Regions from separate parts of the Mus musculus genome. Here regions 1 and 2 are each linked to region 3. A link is a loop called in an ENCODE intact Hi-C map of the cell type or tissue named here. Cell type or tissue: left cerebral cortex. All regions are shown on one strand.

The links. A loop is a pair of places that touch in the nucleus more often than their neighbours do. Peaks named below come from ENCODE experiments on the same cell type or tissue, not always from the same donor. Only the 100,000 strongest peaks of a DNase experiment are listed, where the experiment ranks them.
Region 1: it touches region 3 in a loop (4-fold over the local background); 8 of 42 quality-filtered maps call a loop at or near these places.
Region 2: a loop joins it to region 3, with 1.9 times the contacts of the local background. A loop is called at or near these places in 9 of 42 quality-filtered maps.

What each region holds. Positions count from the first base shown.
Region 1 is chr4:154,553,098-154,561,097 of GRCm38, forward strand. The region is part of intron 1 of Prdm16 (PR domain containing 16); the gene reads right to left. It overlaps Gm13133 (predicted gene 13133), which reads left to right. Exons shown (of 4, transcript NR_151634.1): 2 at 3,028-3,332; 3 at 3,990-4,200; 4 at 4,495-4,548. Among named protein-coding and RNA genes, the nearest start is that of Gm13133, 6.8 kb to the left of the region's middle. In left cerebral cortex, a CTCF peak has its summit at 3,498; DNase peaks (open chromatin) are centred at 3,433 and 5,122; H3K27ac peaks cover 607 bases.
Region 2 is chr4:154,496,675-154,504,674 of GRCm38, forward strand. All of the region lies in intron 2 of Prdm16 (PR domain containing 16), which reads right to left. Among named protein-coding and RNA genes, the nearest start is that of Gm52688, 6.2 kb to the right of the region's middle. In left cerebral cortex, CTCF peaks have their summits at 3,204 and 4,843 (motif pointing right); DNase peaks (open chromatin) are centred at 515, 3,277 and 6,789; H3K4me3 peaks cover 414 bases; H3K27ac peaks cover 351 bases.
Region 3 is chr4:154,633,260-154,641,259 of GRCm38, forward strand. It overlaps Prdm16 (PR domain containing 16), which reads right to left and starts at 3,614. Exons shown (of 17, transcript NM_027504.3): 1 at 3,464-3,614. The coding sequence starts at 3,500. It overlaps 5930403L14Rik (RIKEN cDNA 5930403L14 gene), which reads right to left and starts at 3,108. Exons shown (of 1, transcript NR_045643.1): 1 at 1-3,108. Prdm16os (Prdm16 opposite strand transcript) reads left to right here and starts at 4,321. Exons shown (of 2, transcript NR_168731.1): 1 at 4,321-4,543. In left cerebral cortex, CTCF peaks have their summits at 3,002 and 6,131 (motif pointing left); DNase peaks (open chromatin) are centred at 2,521, 2,985 and 3,595; H3K4me3 peaks cover 4,855 bases; H3K27ac peaks cover 5,508 bases.

The DNA.
Region 1 (8,000 bases), 80 kb before region 3:
AACCGTGTGCCTGCATTTCCTACGATCGGAATTTATTCGTTATGTCTATAGTGTTGTAAGTTTCATTTACGTCAAAGGAAAGGTAAGAATGGTAAGAATGGAGGGAATGAAGCTTTGAAGGTGGAGCAGACAGGACTACCTCTGCAGCAGTGGGAAGGGGCTAATGCTACTGCCAGGATACAGAGTGGGTCCTGGCATAACCTAGGAGCTTGGGGCAACATTGGCTGGCCCAAATCAGCCCAGAGACTCTGCTCATCTTTTATGTGGCCATCTTGGTGGGCAACAAACTTAGAACCACTCAGCATGGCCTCCTGGACATAATGTGTGCTGACAGATGACTGGGTTCCGCAGGTCTGAGTCTGGGACTCTTTCAGAAGTCAGTTCCGGCTCACTATTCCCAGGAGCAGAAGAATCTAGAACTTCATGCCACTTACTTGATGCCCTGACTTTATAATCTGTTGCTTGGTCCCTCTCATCTACAATCTCTCATTACACCCTGGACCTTCTTCCCTGTAGCTAGCTCCTACATCAGTCCTTCTACAAAAAAGGAAAGTCAGAAGAGCCATGCCCTAGCCTCTGAGGGGTTAAAGAAAGGCCTGGGAGCCTGGGAGAAGAATGTCAGACAAAACACAAGCACAGGAAAACACAGCAAGGCCCAGTGAATACCGTAACACGCAGGCTACATTTGGGACATACGAGTACCAAAAGATCATGAGCTGTTTACTGGATTTTAGATTTGACTGTGTATTCTGCACTCATCTGCTCCGTCTGGCCACCCTAGAGGTGGGCTGCAGCTAAGCCATTGTCCAGTGACAATGTGTCCTCATCTAACTCTGCGAACAAGGTGGATCAGCTAGGCAGGTGCTGAGGCCTCTGTATGGGAGACTGGGCAGCGATAGCCAGCTCTGAACATCCTATTTAGTCCTAGCCACAGCCCTGCCCAGAGGCTTACTGACCCCAGATAGTACCGTGTGCAAGGACAACAGTCAGGCCTTAAATCCATCCGGCTCCCCGCTCCTGACACTTAGGAACCACCAACACCCACCCTTGAGTCCTGAACGTCACATGGATGGTGTGGCGTCGCAGGTGAAACTGATCTTTGCTTTCTTCCCAGCACAGAAACCAAGCTTGCTGTCAGGCTCAGGATCCAGGGTCTGACTCTGAGGTCCTATCATAACCAGTGCTACACGCTGGGTCCTTCCCCGGAGCCTGTGGACTGGGGCCTCACTAGACAGGTCTAAGGAAAAAACAACCCTCAAAGCAGAATTATGTTTCCTCTTCCCAGTTCCTGTCAGTTGGGAGAGACAGAGAGGGAGATCGACTCAATGCACAGCTCAGCTTCCACCCGTTAACAAAAGCTCTCCAAAGTAGAAAAACATTTTGCCCATCCTTGGGGGTGTAGATTTGGGTTTGAGCTAAGGCATCTTTCGAATGACGGCCACCAGCACAAACCTAACCTTGAAAACGGAAGCTATAGGCACTTGGCAGGATCACCTCCCCCAAAGCCACCTAAAATCAGACTGATAAGAAATAAAATTCAAGGCGCCGCAGCCAAACACAGGGCAAGGACCTGCCTACCGGGAACTGCAACCAGCCCCATCTGTTGCTCAGGGCAGCCGGACCCTCCCTCGTTCTATCACAGCTCAAAGTAGGTTATCTAAATAAATGGGAGAAGAAATCAAGGAGATATATTAGCGTGGTGGGGTATTCGTCATCGCCTCTGTCCTTCCTTCCCCAAGAATATCGGTGATGAATTTGCAAATGGCTCTGGATTGTGACAGACCTCTTTTCTCTCTTCATTATTTATCCCTTCTCTGTGCACCTCGATTAGAGGCCACAGTGACAAATGCATGAATAAAAGGCAAAGACAATATTTGAGCAATGTGTTGTAAATCTCCCTCTACGCATTATTAATTTAAAGGAGTCCATTACACCCAACAGCTCTGAAGAGGAGAGCAGGGTAATGGGAGAATATGGCTTCTGCCCGTGGGGGTCAGAGAAAGAAAAGGCAAGATCAACCCCTTGAGGAGGGGGTGCGGGCTGTCCTTTCACCAAATCCCGAAGCCTCTCGACCACCTCACTTTTAGTTAATAAAAGAAAACATTTGCTCCCTCAGACACAATCTCATTTTGCAAAGTGGAGGACGGGTGTGATCTGAAAGGACCCCATTTTTCAGTAACTGCAAAGGCCAGGTTCTGACAGCGATAGAGACTGGCTGGGAGTGGGTGTCTCCTCTTGCCTGCCTTGAGTCAGAAACACTGCTCGCACCAGGAGAGAGAAAAATGGAAGCGGGCAGAAGGTGCTGCACACGAGCAGAGGTGTTGTAACAATGGAGTGGTCCCTTTCTTCTCCTGAAGAGAATTCACCACAAGCCTGTTGGCTGCAAAGACCAGAACAGCACAGCTAACAGAAATAATGCAGGCATCCCCAGGCCCAGAGACCACACGCGAATCAGGGCAGCCGTGGCAGCCACCGCCAAACCCTGAAGCCTGGATTTTTCTTTTCCCCTATTTTCTTTCAAAATCCTCCAAGAAAGAAGCATGGGTCCCGGATCTCAACACCTGCCTCTGGCAGACAAGATATGCCCACAGAGATCATGCCAGCCCTGTTCTCTCCCTGGAAATGCATCTCTGCCAGAGACCTTCCTTGGGAGCCATAGGGGTATGGCAGCATCTCACGGATTTAGGAGGTGGTAGAAGATCTAGAACTCGGAGAGGTCAGGACCTGCCAGGAGCCCACAGCACATAGAGTCTGAAACAAGACCATAGGAAGGCTAGGAAGCCGATAAACAGAAAACCTCCAACCAGCCACATGTTCTGAAGACCTAGTTTGGGAATTTTACTTGTTTTGTTTATAACCAGAGCCTCCTTTCCTTTCTTTTTTGCACAGACTTGCTTCCCTCCGTGAATTAGAAAGATTTTTCCCCCAGCAGTTTCCATAGGGTTGGCTCTGAACTGCTTGCTGGGGGCTTTGGGCCGGCTGTGTCTGCAGGCATCCTAACCTGGGCTCTGCTATCTTCCTCTCCAGGCCAGCAAGGCTCTTCATCTGCAGGAAGCTGTAATAAGGCCCATCTTGAGGGGATCAAGAGAACTGAGGATCCAGCTGAACCCCGGGGGCTCAGAGAAGTAGGAATCATGTCCTTCCAAGCCACCTAAGGGTGAAGTGAACGGTCAGAAAGATGCTGGACGCAGAGGGTGCGTCCTCGAGTCAGTGTACCGCACATTCCAGCATCTTCCTCTCTGAAGTTTAAAGCCATTCCTCTGAAACACGTCGAAGTCCAGCAGGAAGTGCACAGCTCTGTCCCTAAAGCCACCCACCCACCAGATTGATGGGTTAGTAGGAGCTCCCTCTGCCCAAAGTGTTCATCAGCCCCCACTCCGTGGGAGAGTGCACCAGCCCACAGTGACAGCCCGACAGTCCATTTAGGGACTCAGTGGTGGATTGTCAGGCAGATGCTAATGATTCATCACCGACCCAGCCCGGTGACAGCCCAGCGGCACACACAGGCAAACAGTGGTAGGGCCCAGTGGGACCTACAACTCTAAAATCAGAAACTCACAGACAAAAGGGCTTGGGATGCCGAGGCCGGTGGGAACGGGAGGAATCCCTAGGCTGGTTTCATTTTGTATTTCCCTCATCAGCCTAATTGCTTGGGAAGCTGTGGCTTTCTTTGACGCGGAGCAAGCAAGGGAAGACTCCCTGGTAACACGCTAAATCAAAAGTTGCCGATGGCGGATGGCAACGCAGATATGCACATATTAATTTGAATTTTTAAGACAAGTGCCGCGTGTTATTAATATAATTGCCAGTTGTAGAAACGGTGTATTTATTGCGCTTTGCTCTATCGCTTTGCGCTCCGTGCTTCTCAATGGTACAAGGGTTATGTTCAGCTGGTGTTTACTGAACATCTGACTGTTAATCAACGTAAATTAAATGTGTACTTGAAACCCTCACTTAAAGCCTGGCTAATTATTTTTTGATCCAAACAGGACTGCCTTTTCCGGAAGGGTGAATCGGGGGCTCTCCGGGGACCAAACGGTAGCAGGAGAAACCACTGCCAGCGTCGGGATCGGCCTCCAAAATGACATCCAGGAACCTTCCCCAATCCAGTTTCCTTTCAGCGAAAGACGGGTCGCTTCTACTGAGCCTGCTGTGGTCCAACCTTGTGGTCAGCCCTGAGCAACGGAGCCTCAGGAGTCTGTGCGTATGATTTCTCACTGACTGTGTGTCAGCTGCATGTCTGCTTCAGCTGTACACAGGCCACATTCCCAGTACTTGTAGCTGGACAGAACACGACTCAAATCACATGACACAGACTCAGCACCCAGGCTTGCATGCGCTTGCATGCTTCTACAGATAAAGACACACGTGCACACATGTGCACAGACCTAGCCCAGGTCTCTACCCTTGTCCCTTCCTCACTCATGGTCCTCAACCCTCCCAGATCCCGCGTGGCAGGAACCTACCCACCATTCCCACACCTCTCTCCAGCAGTGGTCTGAGAACACAGAGAAGTCGAGAGGGGAAGGAAACCTGAAGATTCTGCAAAACACTGGGCAAGTTGCAGTGAGGAAGAGCTGGCTCAGGCTGACTTAACTCCCTAGATAACTTGCCAACACAGAGGCCCTTCTGCGGATCTGCTTTCTTCCCCCTTTGAAGACTCTTTAGTATGGAAGAAAAAGGAATATCCTAGTGCCCTAGCACAGGTATGCTTTAAACTATACTTTGGTTTATTAATTGACTGATTGATGATTGACTGATTGATGGTATTTCATGTAGCCCAGGCTTGGCTATGTAGCCAAGCACGACCTTGAACTCCCTATTTTCAAGCCTTTACCCCACCAAGTGCAGGGATTACAGATGTGTACCACCACACCTATTTTATTCCAGCGCTGGGGGTTAGATCGGGGCCTTGCTCATTCTAGATACATACTCTGCCAACCGAGCTACCGTCCCACAACACTGGACAGACTGTTTTCTTCTCTTAAAATTAACTTCTGTATTTTACATTTTTTATTTTAACATTCCTCTATGAGCGTTTGTCGGCTTGTATTCCTATGTGCCAAATGTGTGCAGTGCCCACAGAAGATAAAGTGGGCATCAGATCCCTTGGAGCCGGAGTTACAGATGGCTGTGAGCCACTACGTGGGCTCTGGTTCCTTTGTAAGAGCAACAAGTGCTCTGAGCCTCTGAGTCATCTTTGCAGCCCTACTCTTTGGACAGCTAGGAGCCATGTCCAATTCTGCCATCTTTGTCCAACAGGAAGCAAACACCTTTTGGAAGTTGGCTTGTTCCTTCAAGCCACTCCCCAGGGAATGCATGTTTCAGGCTAGTGCAGCTTCTTGCAGTTGCTGGCTTTTCATAGACTCTGCAGACACCTGCAGCCCATCTTGGCTATGTGAGAGTACTGTCCTCTCTCTCCCTGTCATGGCCACGGTGTTGTAAAAATCCATGTACTGCATCAAGACTGGACATATCCACAGTTCAGACCTTAGTCTCTTGGTCTCTTGGATGGCAATGTCCAGAAAAACACCTCCCTGAGCTCTGAACGCTACTTACAAGAGACTGTATCCCTGCTCCAGGTTTCAGGGTGTGCTGACTTGCTTTATGTCCGCTTGACACAAGCTAGCGTCCTTGAGAAAAAGCCACAGTAAGATCAGGCTGTAAGCAGGCCTGTAGGGCATTCATGTAATGACTGTTGGGCGGGGGGGCGGGGGCAGGCCACTATGAACAGTGCTATTGCTAGGTTGGTGGTCTTGGGTTTTATAAGCAAGCAAGCTGAGAAAGGCATGGGGTGCAAGCAAGTATTCAGCACCCCTCCATGGCCTCTCCACCAGCTCCTGCCTCCAGGTTCCTGTCCGGTTTGAGTTTCTGCCCTGACTTCCTTCAATGGTGAACAGTAATATGGAAGCGTAAACCTGATAAACCCTTTCCACCCAACTTGCTCTTTGGTTATGGCTTTTCATCGCAATCTAACTAAGACACAGGGGCTGTTTCCAAGTAACAATGAGTGTGAGTCCATTTCAGAAAAGCCACGGCCCCTCTTAGAAGTGTGCGTCCCAAAATCAACTGTGTCCCGGATGGGCCAGGGCCTCTCCGTTTTAATCCACAAAGCAAAACGAAAGCTAAGTCCGTGACTTTGTGGGCTTTCTTTAGTGGGACAGTGCCCCAGCAAACCCTCGGCATCAAGCAATGCTCCCTGTCAGAGGCTCAGTGCCCACCTGAAGCTCATGCATACCAGCCTAGCCAAAAGAGGCAAGCCCCAGAGGGCAGTGTGGGATTAGCTGATAAGCACTCTCCCGCAAGCCAGGCCACTTCCTCAGTCACCCCCAGGGTCAAGCTGGTCAATTTCAGAGACAACAGGATCCGCCTGTTCCCTGCTCTCTCCCCCTCCCTCCCTCTCTCTCTCTTTCTCTCCCCAGGTTCTGGATCTGTCCCCATCTTGAGGAGAATCTTGATTCCCAAGGAGCGATCCTTTCTGGCAAGTAGACTTAGCTAGCTTTCTCTATCCTGAAGGTGTGGGCTTTCTCTCTCCCCCAGATATCTCTATCCCCAGAGAAGTCTCTTAGTGTCTCCATCTTAATTCACCCTACAAGTCCACCTGGCCCTACCACCACTTGTATCCGCCACACGTCCCCAGCCTCCGTCCACACACATCAGCTTCCCAGCATTCTTAAAAGGGGGAATCCATAAGCTGAAGGACTGGGCTGAGCCACAAATGACAGCAGAGCTCCCACTAACACCTGGACCCATCCCCTGCTGCCTTTCCACACCAGAGATGCTTAGTCAGAACTGTGACCTCACGAACTAGGGAAACATAGTAACAACAGCTGGCCTTCTGAAATGGCTTCCAACATGAATCAGGTCGAGGATGGATCTGGGAAATCTGAACAAGCATGTCTTAGGGACCCTGACTTCCTCAGACACACAGCTGGGAGGTGAAGCTTTCCAGGTGTTCACGAGCAGCTGCTGCTGTGGCTAAGATATAGGTCTGGTGGGACACCAGAATCTGCTACGTGGTGAGTCAGGACATGGACTGGATGACATGGAGCGGAGGGTCTTCCCTCCCCAAGGTACCAAGATTCCTCTGTGTGTGCCATGCTCTATCTAGTTCTCATATCTGTCCCTGTGAGAAAACACTAACCAAAAGCAACTTGGACAGTGTGCTGGACAGTGTCAATCTGACACACAGAGTAGAGTTATCTGAAAGGAAGGGACCTTAATTGAGAAAATGCCTCCACAAGATCCAGCTGTAAGGCATTTTCTTGATTACTGATTGATGAGGGAAGGAGGGAAGAAGGAAAGACCCAGTTCATTGTGGGTGGTTCCGTCCATGGGCTTTCGGACCTGGGGTCTATAGGACAGCAGGCTGAGACAATCATGGGGAGCAAGGCAGTAAGCAGCACCCCTCCGTGGCCTCACATCAGCTCCTGCCTGTTGAGTTCCTGTCCTGACGCCCTTTGAAAATGAAGAGCAATACGGAAATATAAGCCGAATAAGCTCCTTTCTCCCCAACTTGCTTTCTGGTCATGATGTTTTGTTTTGTCTCAGAACAGAAGCCATGACTAAGATAGACAGGGAAAGGTTTATGTGGCTTACGCAGGCTTCAGTCCATCCCTGAGGGAAGTCGAGGCAGGAGCTGAAGCAGAGACCACAGAGGAACGGAAAGGCTGCTCACGACTTGCTTCCTCTGCCTTGTTCAGCTATCTTTCTTGTACATCCCACGACCACATGCCTAGGGATGGTACTGCCACCGCGAGCTGGGTCCTCCTGCATCGGCCGTCATTTAAGAAAATGACTCACAGCCAATCTGATGAAGGCAATTCTTCAGTTGAGGGCCCCTCTTCCTAGGTGATTCTAGGTTTGTGTCAGATTGGCAAAAACCACTATGACAACCAACGCACAGGGTGCCTGACAACCGAGCTGCAGGAGGTTACCAGTCAGGCTGGCCCTCTTGGATTGAGGCAGATTAGTCCCCCAGGTGAATCACCAGGCATTCG
Region 2 (8,000 bases), 140 kb before region 3:
TTAGTCAGAAGATAACAGGTGTTATAAACTCGGAAAATGTTTGCTCACCTCAAAAATCGATAGTGCCCCTGTAATCAACACTGTGGTTAACTGTACCCGTCTCAAAATGGGTCCAGGTTGTACTCATTTGATAATTTCTTAATAGCAGAGAGAGACTTTTGGTTAAGGTTGAAGCAGGGCCACTCTGGTTTCATGGGACCCTCTGAAGACCTGGTTTGGGGTATGGTGAGGACAGGACTACCGCTAGCTCACATAGCCAGATTCTACTGCTCTGCAATCGAGAGTTAGAGCACACGGATGGGCCACCTAAACCCAAAGCATATCAGCTTTAGAGTTTGAAAATCTAATCATTTTCATAGAGGCAGGAAGGGACCAGCTGAGCTCTAACTCAGCCACAACTCCAAGGGCAGGAGCGCTGGTCTCCAGCCCAAGCAGCACGTGGGAAACAGGCAGGGCTCTGCAAAGGACCGAGGCCCCGCCCACTGCCAGAGGTCATGTTCTGGGCTCTGCCTGGGCCAAGCCGCCAGCAGTTCTGGAGCGCAGCCAGGACAGAACACAGGCCCTGAACAGTAGCTAGTGAGCAAGGCCTCATGGGCAGGGCCCAGAGCGTGCCAGGCCCATCTCTGGGCAGAGCCCAGTGGGGTATAACACTTGAAGCTTGCTGGAGGCCACAGACAGTTTTCCTCAGGGAGCAAAGGTGGGACAGTTGGTCTGATAACCCTCATCCCTCAGATGCAGGGGAAAGGATATGCAGGAACTCAGGGCTGTTAGGTCTGCTTGGTTCCTTCCTGCTCAGAATGATGGGGGAAAAAACCCACATCCCACAGCCTAGGCCTCCCAAGCAGCAGCCAGCAGCTAGGGGCATCTTGCCTATTGTTATTGGCTTTCCTACCTGGGGAGGGGGTGGGGTCAGCCTGGCTCTCTTTGCTTTGGGTGTAGGAGGCTGAGTGGGAGGGAACCTGAGCTCAAGGTCAGGACACCTGCTGCTGAGGCCAACCCTGCTAGGCACCTGCTAAGGCTCCTCCTTCCCACGGGCATGCCTCCATGCCCAGTCTGAGTGCTGCCACTGGAGATCTGTAGTTCTGTGCTCTGGGCTATGAGTATGTTCTCCTTGGTGGGAACCCATACCCACCACACACATGTATGTTTATGTGTGTGTGTGGGGGGGGGGTGGCATATGTGCATGTGAGGTCATGCAGGTCACACATGCCATACCTACATGCACATGTGTCTGTGTGCATGTGTCCGGCACACTCACGCTCTGGATAGCTCAAAGCCAGACAGGAAAGGGAGCCAAGGAGAAAGGGACAAATTCCAAATGCCTGTCCTGCCCTCACTGGCTTGGGAACAGTGCTGCATGTCTCTCTGTGATTGATGGCCTCGGCAGTAACTCTTTATTTTTACTGAAGAAAATATAGTACTTATAGACTGCATCCATTCAGGACAAAGGATTCTCCAACAATACAGCTGTAGGCATTCCCTCTCTACTTGCACAAAGACAACACACCCAGGCCATTCTTTACATCTTGTGTTAAAAAAATAAATAAAAGGGTCCCACATACATTATCTGGTTTGAGTGTGTCCCTTACATTGTGATTCAGAAGCTCAGAGAGGCCAGGTGACTGTTCGAAGACACACAGCAGGGAGCTCTGCCTGTTACCAGAGGGCCCAAGTACATCCATCCCTGGGCTTTCCCAGTGAAGTGTCTGTTTCCCTTAAGACTAGAGCAAAGCAGTGGGCCCTTCTGAGGCCCTCGCTGAACACCAGTTCTCCAGGATCACTTTACTCGAGAGTTGCAGATGACAGCTCTAAACCAGGCATCAGCGGTGGGCAGCTCTGATGCCAGGGCACAGCCTCTGTCTCAAGAATCCTCTTGGGCTGGGTAATGGCATGTGCTCCCCAGACAGGATGTGCTGGGCTTAGGAACACTTGAAGCTGTGTGCCAGTGGCAGATGTATCTTTGTTCTTGTGGTATTGTTTTTCTCAGAGCTGGGCTGGGCTCAGCTCAGCTCCTCTTGACACCCTTGACTAGGACTCCACAGATAACATCTCTGTGCACAAGACCCTCCAAGGAGTGAGCAGGCTGCACACCTAAAGTGGTTTCAACACAAAGATGTCACCAGGGGATAGGGAAGGGAACTGGGGACTTCTTCCAGTTGGGTCAAGTACTCTAGAGAGGTCACCTTCCCTGTGCTGTTTGTGGAAGGGAACCCCAGTCATTACAGATACGCACCAGGACCTGAGAGCCAGTGAGGTCTCACACTCCTGCACCCGGCTGCTTTCTCCTTTACCCTGGTCTTGCTTGGTCGGGGGTGCAAGCTACATGGAGGTGAAAGAGGCCAGGCGCATCTCCCCAGGATAAGTCTGCACGGGTCAGTCCTGGGGCAGTCCCGGGGCTGCCTGGCTGCCTGGAATAGTGAGACAGTCTGTGGTTCCTGGCATTGGAATCTCCTTTTGGAACAGGCCTGTGAGGTGGGTGGGCTTGAGACCCACAGAGACATGCGGAAGGAGGTGTCGCATACAGGAGGACAGACGGTGTGGGCCGAGCAGGGAGAACGGATGCTTTTATCAAGGCTGGTGTGGGCATGTAATGGATGTCCTCTGTCTGGAGCCGTGGGCAACGCTGTCTAGGTCCTGTGAGAGCCCAGGAGGCCTCTGCTGGCAGGGGTTGTGTGGTCAGTGTGGAGGTTCATTATTACGTGAGTGACAAACATCTGTGGCCCTACGACCGCCTCACTGTCCCCCAGGGGAGAGAGACTCCAGTGGTTCCTGGTCTTTATTCCACCCAAACTCTGCGAAGAAGATACCATGACTGGAGGAACCCGAGAAGCAGGCATAGCCCTGTCTGTGAATCCCAGACTGGGAAAGATATTGCCTAGACTTCCAGGGGAGTGAGGTCCTCCAGGTCAGAAAAAGAGACTCCAAATTCCCTGCTGGATGTCCCGCCCACCCGACCCCGGTCCCCTGTCAGCCTTGAGACATTATCTACCCTGATCTCAGGGGGCAAAGCTATGGCTGGGCTTGGGGGATTTTACCGTTCAGTTCCCAACTGATGTGGACCAGCCAGGGTAAATCATTAACCCGCTTCTGCCAGCTCCTTTCTGAAGACGATTCCACCCTCCCAAAGGCTCACTGCCTGGCCCCGGCCCTCTCCTCCCACGCTGGACCCTTCCCCCGCCCAGCTCCACTGCACTCCAAGGGGAGAGAATGAGAAAGCAGGTCCTCCGGGAGCTGGCACGGCAGACAATGTGTGTCTTGTGTGAGTAATTTAGCGCTGTGGCCAGTCAATCTGGTTTCTGGGCCCGCTGCCCTGACCCTCTTAGAGCTGCTGGCTCTCGCCAGCACAGTGTGAAGCATTTTCTTTCACTGCTCTGACACTCCGCAGATTGAGACGTCAGCCCGGTCCAACTACAGCAAATTAGCAATTTTTCTTTTGCTAATTGGAAATAAAAACGTTTGCCGAGGGAGCTGTTTGTCGGCATGCGGTTTTCGGTTTCTGTGCACAGGGAGGCTGCGTAGAAAACACATCCCAAGGCGCTGTGCACCCCGGAGCCGGGGGGCCCCTTGCTACAAATGTGGAGGGGCCTTCTGTTAACAGTGCAGAGATATTCCCTGTTCTAGCCCCAGAAGCTATTGCTCAACCAGCGGAATATCCCCATGTCCCCAGGACGCTTCGTCTGGAGGCCCATTCTGTACTTTGAGGAACGACTGGGGTCCAGCAGGTGGCAAAGCTTTCTGGGGCAAGCCGGTGAGGAAGTTCTTCACCAGAAAAACAGAAGCTGAAAACAGGAGAGAGACCCACAGTAGCTAATGCCTTCCTGAGCACAGAACACATCTTCCCAAGAGCCGGGGGTGGGGTGGAAGTGGAGGGGGGTAAAGAGACTTCCAGAGTAGCGTGTGGGATGTCTGCCCTGCACCCATGCTGCCCAATGTGTGTCCAGGGTAGAATACATCCCTAGTCTGGCTCCATCTTAGTTCCAAGGTACAGAGACCCCCCAACCCATGAGAAGAGTGTGAAGACACCCAGTCTAGAGAGCAGATGAACACGGTCCTTTAAGGAGAACAAAGAGAAACAGACGGAGGAGCCAAAACCATTATCTAGGAGGGCTGCCTGGACCCAAACCCGGAGAGCTACATCTCAGAAGTCTGCTAATAAACAGGTCCATCGTGTCCACCCATGTGGGCGCATGTGTGCATGTGAGTACATGGCCAATTGAGTGCCGGAGCCCACGAGTGTGACTGATCATCCCTATGTACAGACCCTGCCCTCCATGTCTAGGGGCTGATCAGGAATTCCAGGCTGCAGGCCAGCACACAAAGGGTTACTGAGCCTCCTCCTTCCCTGATAAAGCTTTTGACAGCCGTGCCTAATAATTCTTTCTGTTAGAATCTTTTCTTGATGTCTTTATGCGAATATGAAATCCGGATGAAAGGCCGTGGGGAACCCTCCACAAGAGAGGAAAAAGTATCAACCAGAGAGGAAGGAAGACTGTCCTGCACTCCCTGCTGGGAGCCAGTGGCTGCCCCCCCCCATCTGTGTTGAGGCTACTGAGGCCCTCTGTGAGTGGCCAAGTCTTCCTCACTTGGGTGTGACAATGGTGTCTTCTCAGAAATGGCTGAGGAGAGGTGACAGCGCTGAGGTCATCCCTCTCATAAATGACGGGTGAAGGATGCCCTCTGCCTAGCACTTGACTATTGTCCAAGACCTCAACATCAGTAACAGAGGAGAGAAGGCTGAAGAGATGGGGGCATTCCCAGAACTCATTTTGGCGGCAGGGTGGTGGTGGTGCGGGGCAGAGTGCAGGTAGCACCCTTGATGCACCACAGTTTTAGGCATCAGCCGGCAGAGGTCACAAGAAGCCAGGCTGCTCCTTCCAGGATTTCTGGCTGGGCAGCAGCAGCCTGGGGCCAATGAGAGACTTCAGTGGGGGTATCTTGCCCTAGAGTCACAAGTTTTTTTCTGCTTTGGGCTGGAGCACCCCTCTTTTGACCCGTGAACTGGAGCTAATGCAAACTGTGCAAGTCGCCAGGTTCAGAGGGGGCTGGATTCCATTTCCTGGGGCTCCTAAGCTTCATTTTGATCCAAAGTAAGAAGTGAAAAGAATGCTTTTCTTTTCTGGTTCTGACCTGGCCTGAGCCAGAGAGACCATAAATCCTGCATTAGAGGGCTGTTCCCTTGGGGTCCTGTTTCTATTCCAGACCAAATAAGTCTGGATGAGGATGGGGTACCAGGCAAATGCCATGGTCACTGAACAGGTCCCCACCCCCACCCCGCAAGCCAGCTCATCTCTATTGCTCACCAAATCCTGAACTCCTCGCTGATGATCTGGCAGGGCAGCTCCAAAGGCCAGGCCATCCTGGGCCATTTCCAGCAGGAAGCAACCACCGCTGGTTAGTTGAGAATGGAGAAGCCCAGCTTCCTTGTGGAAGAGAGTGTTGGAGATACTGTACTGAAGCTTTTGAAATCCCATTTTGGAATGAGCTTCAAAAATACCACAACACTGATCAAGACTCTTGGAAAGGAGGCCATCGGAGGGGTGACATTACTGGCTCAGGTGCGGGTGTCTCTCCTCTGCCCTGACAACACTGCCACAGGAACAGCAACAGACTTTGAGATTAATCACAGGAGCAAGCCTTGCCTGAGCCCAACTGTGGTTGGCCATAGCCCTGGAAAGGCGTGGATGGGGCTGGGAGACAGAGGAGAAGGGGGTAAGGACTGAAGTGTGATGGAGGGGTGACGAGCAAGGCTCTGTCCTCCACAGTTCTCAGTGCTGCTGCTGGCCCCTGGTGAAGTCCCACTTTCTGTGCTATTAAACAGTTTAAATGTCTCTGGCTTCTGGGTTCGGAGCTGACTTCCATTTTGTGAGGGATCAAAGGGCAGTGGCTCCTCCAGGTTTAGGAAGGTTCAACCCTCCCCTTCACCTGCTATAGGACACAGTCTGCCTGCAGCAGCTTGCCAGCAAGAACCACTTCAGATATCTCCAAAGCCTGTCAGCTCCTGGACCCTGATGGAACATGCCTGAACCATCCTTCCCAGGCAGGCTGCACAGGGCAGTCTTTGCAGCGCCTTCTTGGAGGCGGGGGGTGGGGTGAGGCAGGGTGGGGCAGTGGGGGTGTACAGGGCCAGGGCTAGAGGTACGCATGCTCTGTGGAACTCCTCTCTGCCGCGGCTCTGCATCTGCCCAGCCCCAAGGCACGGATGTCACCACTGCGTCGGCGGCGGCAACAACGTGAGAACTGCGCGGCCCTTTCTTGTTGGTGGGACACTATTTGGACATGGCTCGTCCTACATCTCCAGGGCCTGGCAACTGCCACATCAGCACAAATTTCTCTCCCCCAACATTTCTCTGTGATATGCGGACACATTTTTTTCCCATGGAAAGAAAGTGTGGCCTTTGTAAGGGGGGCACGGCCAGCCCGAGTTACAGTAAAGATTAATCCCAAACAAGAGACAAGAGACAGAGACAAAGAGCATCACACACTTCGGCACTCAATGGATGTTTTCATAAATGTATGAATAATTTAAATTATCATTGCCGAGTATTTATTCGAGTGTTTCAGGGGGAAAATGCCTCCTCTTTTTTCTCCCTCGATTCCTTTCATTTTTGCTTCATCTCTTTTATGTGCTGCATAGGCTGTTTTTTGCCATCTGAATCGGCCCAGAACAATGGGATGTAAGAGGCTGAGGGGCCGAGGAAGAATACGGCCCTTGTTGCCGACGCCGCGCTGACATTGATTAATGAGGGTGCGGACACGGGCAGAATTTGTGAGAGCCGAGGGGGAATCGGGACCTGAGGGCATCCGAGGAGGAGGGCAGGGGCTGGCAGGGAGAAGCCCTCAGCTGCCCTCCAAGCCCAGTGGGAAAGGACAGGGGGGACGTGTGGCCTCAGAGCCACCAGCTCTGATGGACGGGTGACTCAACAGGTCCACGGAAAACAGTGCCAGGGTGGGGGGTCCTTGGGCCGATGCCCACCTGCCTGTCAGGCATCTGCTCAGCTGGTAGAGGACGGGTGGAGCTGCCATCTTGCTAGAATGATCCAGCAGGGTGGCCCTGCCCAAGGCCTTGGTCTTCTTCAGCCCCATACACACCTCCTCCAATGTGCCCGTTCCTGCTCTGGGGTCTGAATACAGAACGGCCCCGTTCCCAAGAGGCTCTGCTTTTCGGAAACTGATGGACCTCGTCCTGTGGATGGGGCCTGCCAGACTTCCTGACAAGATTCTAAGGATCCTATCTGCCAATGCATAGAACTTGTAGGCTGTGCCAGTGGACTAGCGTGCCGAGCAGGATTCAGTTCATCTCACCCTCTCTTTCCTATTTACATTTTCACCGGAGATGCTTTTGGGGGTTGGTCTGCAGCTGCTATGTAGTCAAGTGCTAATACCCATGACCTGTCTGCCCCAAGACAGCAGATTCTCATGTACACCACCAGCTTTAGTTGTACAAACCTTGATCCCCAATTTAAAACTATTAGCTAAATTAAAGGTGGCTACAGCCAGTTACTGGAGAGAAGAGAGGTAGGTGGGTTTTCAGCTACCTATCTGGGGGGGGGGGGTTGCAGGAAGGGACCAGGAGGAGAAAAAAGATGGATGGTACAGGAGGTCTCCATTGGGTATGATGGACCAGGATCTTGTGCCTGAGCAAAATGGATCCTGAGGACAGGCTGGTGGAACAGAAATAACCTTGGAAGACACAAAATATTGGGGGAGAACGGGTAGGGGGAGTAGCCAGTTTAGCCCTTAGAGAATTATATTAGGGGGTAATCCCCCAGTAATTGCACAAAAAGCTAAATAAATCAATCACAGTCTGAGTCTCATTCATTTGGAAGCTAGACAGGGATAGAGATAATCGCATTAATTTGCAAGATGCTTGTTTAGTTTTGACTCAAGCCCCTCCCCTAAGGTGACACTGGAGCTCAGGACTGGCCCTCAAGACAAAAGGTGGTGCCAGGGTCAGCAGAGGGGATTGTGTGGTGACTCTGTAAGGATGGCCTTTGTCAACA
Region 3 (8,000 bases):
ACACACCAGGCCTCTGGTCCCTCTAACACCATTCACAGTGCAGAGCCTCAGGGCACTGGCCGACAGCCCTGCATTCCACCCCTCCACCAAGCGGGCTCCACCATTCGCCTAAAGCGGGCAAGACAATCAATTCCCGCCTACAGGTTCTTGCTGCCTTTGCAGCCCTCATCCATCCCAGAGAAAAAGCCCCTGGGCTCTCACTTCCCTGGGGAGGACAGAAAGAGGACAAGAGCCAGCCAGCCTAGCCACCCCTCACCTGCACCTCTGCATGTCTCAACGGGAAGGACGGGAAGGACGCAGGCCTTAAGCTGGGCCTCCGATCCTTCACACTGCTTTGGCAATTCATCACCCCCAACATAGGCAACACTCAAAGTCCCACACCTAGGAGGGTGGGATGTGTGGTATTTGGGACCACCGGGTCTGTCACCTCGATAGAAATCAGGTCTCTAGGGTGGCTCTAGTGGGGATCCTAGCTGTGCTGTGTAGTTCCTGGAGATAGGAAGAGCAGCAGCACCAACCAAGCCCCCAACTGCCCACCTGGCTCACACCAGTGTTGGAACAATACGCTATTGTTAAATTTTTCGTTCTAAAATATGGGGTCAAGACAGCTTCAGGTCCTTACTGGCCAGCACTGGCCCAGGTTGAGTAAGGGGACCCCTGATCTGAACCATCTTCACTTTGCCCAGGCTCAGGCTTAGCTAAACTTCCCACCAACTGAATCACAGTCCTCACTGGGGAGCTTCAGAGATTTCTGTCCTTAGGAAGCTCAACAGAAGGATCTACTCTGGGCCCCTAATTCTACCAAAAGGGCCAACTGAAAGGTCCAGCTTAAACAAGCCATGCAGACAGAGGTCTGGAGTAGGAGCACCAGGAAATACAAACGAAATTATACCTCAAAATGCACACCCCTGGGACAACCTCACACCCAAGCCCTGTGTCCTGCCGTTACATCCATTGGCCCATCTGTCCTTCTGTCCTCAGGACATCTCAGTCACAGCTCAGGGGCCCGAGTAGTATGAGGGCAGAACAAAACCCTGAACCACCATGACCTTGCTCCTTCTTCTATCCCCTGACCCTGTCAGCCAGTTAGGAGGCTTCTGGGCTGGCTGCTGGTCACTCTTGCTTCAGGTAATTGAGTCAGGTTCCCAGGAGCCTTCCACAGTCCCTTAAAATGCTGTCTAAAGAAATAAGAAAGTCTTCAGTAAGCCCTGGGCCGTCTTCCATCCTGAGCCGCCTCGCCCTCTTCTTGAAGGGGTTTTGGTAGTAGCAGTAACAGTCACACAGCCTGAAACCAGGTCTCCAGGTTGACACTCAAGTGGAGACCCTGGGTCTGTCGGGCAAGCTCCTGTGGGTTGTTTCCAAGAACGCCCTGAACTGTGGACTCCCACCGGTTGTGTCCTTCGGTTCTTGGCCTCCAGAGAAGGCCTCAAGATCGTCGCTGGACGCCCGTTCTGGCCCTACATAGGGCCGGAGCCAAGTGACCTTCCCCACCTGGTGGAGGGAGAGCAGGAGGCCCAGCAGGGCGCCGAGCGGGTGTGGGCCTCTGGGAAGTTTCCGGGGCCGCGCTGGGTGCGCTGAGCCAGTCTCTCGCTTGCAGCGAAGGCGGCGGCAACAAAAAGAGCGCAGTCACTTTACGTCTCTCTCCTTCAAGCTTTGGTCTTTCCTCAGCGAGAGCCTGACCATCCAACCTGCAGCCAGGGGGTCGAGACTCCCAAAGGCTCACGGTACACACCGGACTCTAACAGTACACTGCACACCCGTTCCACGCGTCGTGGAGAGTCACCCAACACGCACACAACCCCTTCGCATCCGCTGGGAACCTACTGGCACTGTTCGCACCAAGAGGGGTCAGAGGTCATGGGTGGCCCAGAAGGCCGAGGTCAAGGGCAGCTGGCCAGGGAGCTCGGCAGGAAAGGGGCTCTTAACCGAGGGGCCACGAACTCCAACGGCGGAGCTCAGGGAAGCTTGGCGGAGGCTGGAAGTTGCTTTTCCCTGCAGAGTGGGCGCGCGGCCTAAGACAGCCGGGCCGCCGTGGGGCCAAGTTCCGTAGGGTCCGGAGCTCAAAGTGCCTGGCTTTTTCGGAAAACTATCGCGGATCCCACACCGGCTCGCTGGACTCACGCTCTTTAAGAGTTCGGCTCTGGAAGCCGCGAGGCCGGGCCAGGCAGGATCCTGCCCCGGAGGCGCAGACCGAACGGCCTGGTGATCAGGCAGGGACCTGGAGCCGGCCCGTGGTAGAGGAGGGGGCGGCGGGGGCGAGCGACTCGGATCCTCTCCGTACAGCGCTCAACGCTTCGCTGGAGCCGGACCGTGGCCCGAGCTGTTCGAGCCGCGCTTCCCCCGGCCGCCCTGCAGCGGGTCCCCACCTGCTGGCTGCAAGGGACGAAGCCCCGGGCCCGACTCCTGCGGATGGCGCCGGCACTGGGACGGGAGGGCGCGCTGGGCGGCTGCGAGACACGGTGGCCATAGTGCGGACGGCAGGAGCCGGCGGGCTGCGGTGGGGACCAGCCCGCTGCTGGCTGAGCGCACAGCCCCAGGCACGGCTCGAGGCGGCGCGAAAGAGAAAGTAAGCCCCGGGCCCGGGTAGCCTCGCCGGGACATTGGTCCCTCTGGGGCTCGCGGGTGCCGGGGACAGCATGTGCGAGAGGGTCGGAGCGAGGCCAAGCGAGGCAGGGCGGCGGGTAGCAAAGCGGCCAGTGAGGACCCCGCTGCCGGAGGCGCCGGCACCGGGCGGCCGGAGCGAATCGCGAGGATCACAGAGGAGCGCCGGCCACCACGCGGGGCACCACTTGGGAATAAACTTCAAGAGCACAGTTTCGAGCGCAGGAAAAAGTCTCCATGTTGCTTCCCCAGCGGCTGCGGCCGTCCTGCCCTTGCTCCCGGGGAGCCGGGTGGGCGCCGGCCCGCGCCCCCTCCTCCGCCCCCTCCCCGGCTCAGGGTCTCCCTCCTCTGAGCCCGGCTGGCGGACGCCAAAGGCGGTGCTCTAGCGCCCACTATTTCAAAAGCCCGGAATATGATTTGACCAGGACTGAGAGCCACTCGGAGAGAGAGAGGGAGAGAGCGAGCGAAGAGGAAAAGTTACTCTCCCCTTTCGTCAACTTTTCGCTAACTTTCGCTTTTCTCGCTCCTCCACCCCCGGCCCTCCCCCTCGGCCCCCCTCCCCGGCCCCCACCGCGCGCCTCGGGTTCCCGGGCCCGAGCGCCTGACACTGTGGGGGGGAGGGGGTTCTGCGGGGAGGGGGCCGGCGCCTTCGGGGAGCGCGCGGCCCGGGCGCCCCGAGCCTCCGCGCGGAGCCCGGCCGCCCCGGAGCGCGGGAGGCGGAGCAGCCCCCGGACCGCGCGGTCGACCGGGGGCCGGAGCCGCGGGCGCGCCGACCGCGCCCCGACGCGCACCCCTGGCCCGGGTACCCCGGCCCCGCGGCCCGGGCCCGGCGACGCGGCGCGGTCGAGCGCGGGAGACTTACTTTTGGCTAGCTTCCTCGCCCTCGCCTTGGATCGCATGGTGTCGGCTCGCGGAATCTCTCTCCTCCTCCTTGAGCCCAGAAGCAGCTACACACTATCTTCATCTCCCTAGCATTGTCAGTTTGGACACCTTCGCACATGCGCACAGAGCACTCAATCTGACACCCCTCGCCGGGGCCAAAAAAACTTTGCAATGTGTTCATCATCCTCTTCGTCGCGCCGCCGCCGCCGCCGCCTCGGCGCGGGATTGGGGGGCTCTCCGAGGCCTTCTCGGTCTTCACCTCACTTCTCTCTCTCCCCCCTCCCCCCCCCTTTTCAGCGCAGCTCGGAACTGGCCCTTTAAGAAAACATTCCTTGCTCGTCGCTCCCGCCCGGGGCCCGCACCCTGGACACTTTAAAAGGACCCAGGTAGCCCTGGAGGCGAGGTGACCGTCTCCCCGCCCTGGCCCTGCGCTGCGCAGCGCTGTGGCTCCTGCCCAAGCCGGGCCGTAGAGAAGACTGGCCCGCAGCGGGTTTCTGCGCGACTTCCTTGGATCTCCCCGCAAACGCGCTGATAGTTGGGACACGGGTCCAGGCTGCTTTTGCTGCGTTTTATTGCGTTTTATTACTAATTAAAAAGCTTTCGTTCGCCGTCGCCCCAGAGCGCTCTCCTCCCGAACTCCCCTCGGTCCCCGCCCGCACCCCGCGCTCGCGGAGGGGGTGTCAGGGCCAACGCGCCCTAACCCGGCTCCTCCGAAGCCCCCGCCGCCCGCCGCCCCCCGCGGGCCTCCCGCCCCCGCCCCTCCCCCCGCCCCCACCCGGTGGCTGCAGCTTCGGGCTCCGCGGCTCAAAAACAAACAGCCGAGGCGCCTCCAGCTCCAAGCTCTGCCACCGCCCGGGACGCCGAGTGGCGCTGGAGCCGTCGGTCCTCAGCCGGGCGCGGCGGCTGAGGCTAGCGCGCCCCGCGTCGGGGGGCGGCCGTGCGAAGGCCGGCATCTTGTCCTGGGCGTCTCGGGGCGTCCTGCACCTCTGCACCTCCGGGGTGGGCCCGTGCGCTGCGCTCCGGTCTCCGCGCCCCGTTGGGCTGCAGCCGCGGCCCCCAGGTGAGTACCGGGTGCGGAAGCGCCGGAGCTAGCCCCTTTCAGGAGCTGGGGTCCTTTCGGGACACTCCCCTCCGGCTCCTCCCGGGCCAGGTGCCGCTCGGGTTGGAGAACCCGAGGCACAGGTGGAGGAGTGCGAGCAGGAAACTAGCCGACGCTCTCTCCCTGAAGCCTTCACATTCGGAGCTCAGGCCGACGAGGGGCCTGGCTGGGCAAGAGCAGGGTGGCCCCAACTAAGAGGCCTAATGGGATGAGTGTGGATTCCTCCTGCGAGTACGGCTACGATTTGAGTTTGAATTGGAAACAAACGGAGGCGCTGCCAGGCTGGGTCACTGCCCTGGGCACTCTCTCCGAAATCCAAGGTCCCTCTAAGGCAACAAGATTCAGAGCTGTCACGGTGTCACCTGAGCCCTCGCAGGGGTGGGCGCCATTTGGGTCTTTCTACCTCCCAGGTGGGGCTTCTCGCAGTTCTCACCCCTTCTTTGTTGTCACCGGTTTCCTAGTACTGAAATCTACACACCGAAATCCGGTTAAAACAGCAATCCCCCAGAGAGTCCTCCCTATAGATTCCCTCACCCAATGGAGAGTGCTGCTGGGCCCAAACTACCCCAGAGAAAAGCCTCAGAGCTGGCGGTAGCAGCGCTGACTGCCTAAGGAGTCACTTCCCTGCGAAAATTAAGACGCATCTGAGGAGCCCACCGCTTTGGGTGCCTAGCCCTGCACCCAGCTGGCTGCACAGATGGAGGCCCTGTTGTGGGAAGGCCTGGCTCATCCCCCTTTCTCAGTCTCTACCTGGGCCGAGTCACAGATCCACTCCGTTTATAGTACTAGGCAGACTAAGGCAGCACTGCAGCCGTTAGGTCTTGGAGGGCCTGCTCACCCACACCGGGTGGTGACAGAGCCCAGCTACACGGGAGATTCCGCCCCAGTGGCCTCTAGCCCGTGGGCTTAACCTGGCTTAAGTAACACAGCAGAGAAGGCTCAAGGTCACCTAGAGGTGTAGCACCCCAGGTGTCCCTTGAGATTTGGAGAACTGGGGGAGGGGGGTGCTAATAAAGAGCTCTACTAACGAGGGACCCTGATCTTCCTCTACTCTAGCCCAGTCCTGGCTTCTTTTACTCTAGACCTGAAGGCTGCCATAACCCCCCCCCCAACACACACACACACACACACACACACACACACACACACACACACGAGAGAGAGAGAGAGAGAGAGAGAGAGAGAGAGAGAGAGAGAGAGAGAGAGAGAGAGAGGCATAACAGTCCTAATTCTGGGGTGTCCAGTTTGCTTGAGTCCTCCTTCTGGTCCCCTCTCTGCTCAGGGGGACACAGAATTCTGGCCAGAGTGGACCAGATCAGACTAAGATAAGAGCAGGGAGCTGACCCTTGCCAGTGGAGGTGTTGGCAACTGACCATAGCAAGTCTTTCCTGCCTTTGGCTGCCACTGTCTGAGCTAGGGGGATGACCTGCCTGGGAACCAAGGCTGACCAGGAACCTCCCAGGTGCTGCGATGACTCCTGGGTGCAGGACCTTCGGGTCTGGGAGAGCCCTGGCCCTGGCCCTGGCCAGGCCCTGCCCCCACGTGGCCAGACTTAGAAGCTGAGCGGTCAGACATGAAGAATTCCTCAAGGAGAGTGGAAAGGCAGGGAAAATCAGACCGAGGTCCCCTCGGAGGCTGCCTTGTATTTCTATCCCACCAAGAAATTTTTCGGCAGGACTGGGAGTTGACACTTAGGGGGACACGTAGTGGAGGTCCTCTTGGGGAACAGTGATTACTAAATGTTTCAAGAACCATTTTAAAATCCAGTCAAGCTCTGGGGAGTTTGGGGACCATAGACTCTGTAGTAAGAAGCACAGCCCACTCCGCTCTGTGTTTGGAGTAAATCCCTGCTAACACGGCCAAGTTAGGGAACCAGCTTCATTGCTGGGAGGGCAGGGGTATGCTAGTGGAGAGACTTCCACCCGCCGACTTCTGTTATGCTCCAGGCCAGAGATGCCCACCCCTTCAAGCCAATGGAGAAAGAGGCTATAGAACCATATCAGATCATTCTTGGGGACTGGAGAAAGACCAGATTAAGGGAGTGGTCCTCTGTCACTTAGGGAGCACCGACTCTTCTAGTTCCTTACTACTACTATGCTCTACAAAGTCCCTTTCTGTAGCCACACCCAGTCCTAGGCTTCTTAGGGGAAGCCAGCCTGTGGAGAGGTGCAGGAGTCAGAACTGGTACCTTTGCCCCTGGTATTGGGGTGGGGATTCACCCTAGCCCCTTGTAAGCCTGCCTAGATGTGTCTACCACCACAGTCTCTTGTCCTCTGTCCTCTGCGTACTTCAGCCTCCACGCGCTCAGTCACAACCTCCTGCTGTGAAGACGCAGGTCCCCTCCGAGAGCAAAGAAAACAAAAGCACCTCTCTTTGCTTTGCCACGTGTGCTTTCCAGGCAAGCTGGGAGTAGGATCTTTGTCAGACTGCTGGTCCTCACCCTACCTTGGCACAAGCCTGGATGAATGAGGGTCTCATCACCATGGGAGTGTGTTTTCATGTTCCTTGCCTTTGGTGGAGGTGGTGTTTGTAGCCGAGACAGGGGCAGGGAGTCACCTTCCTGCCTGCAGATAGGTTCTGACCCTGACCGGGTGCTTGGGACCCCATGCAGGCCTGGGGAATGGCTCCAAAGCGGCGGGGGAGGAGGGGTGTCCTCAGAACTCACTCTCCATTTTATATGCTTTGCCCTGGAGCCATTTTCAAATTCCCCTTTGCCGGTCTACCCTCCTAGCTCAGGAAACCTCGATGAGACCTGGATGACCTTCTGAACAGAATGAAAGTGTTCAGAATTTCTGTCCAAGGGGTTCTTTCTGAAGATTTGGGACCACCCAAGGTCAACACCAGTTTCTGGTTCCCAAGTGGCTCTCTGGAAGGTATGGGATGCTCTCCACCAAGACTTCCCAGGAATGCAACCTTGTAGCCGATTTCGAACAAACCATGTTCAGAAAGGGACTTCTTTGTATCAAGGGATGATGCCTGTCCCCTTTTCACTGGCCACATCCTAGAGGCCTGTGTAGGTAGGTATACTTACAGTCGCCTAAGGGATTCCAGCAGAATTTCTCTGTCCTGAGCCCCTGCAGTGGTGAGGATTAGGAGTTGATTCGCCTGCACACTTGGTCGTGTAGACTGTGGACATGGTGAGGGAACTGTTTTGTTTTGTTGTAAAACACAGAGATCCGGCCTGAATTCCCTCACCCCTTCCCCATTTGAGTTAAAAAAGAAGGGAGTTGGCTTTTATATCTTGCGGGGAAAACGCTCTCCAGAAGGCATAGGAAGCCCCTAAGGACTCCTTCCTGCCCGAAGAACACATTGTGTTGGATCCAATGCAGAGAAGCCCCGGGCTCTTACAACTGCACTGGAGCTGCGGCCACCGGGAGAGCAATAAACGGAATCGGTTTCCCACGCTTCCCCTTTATTT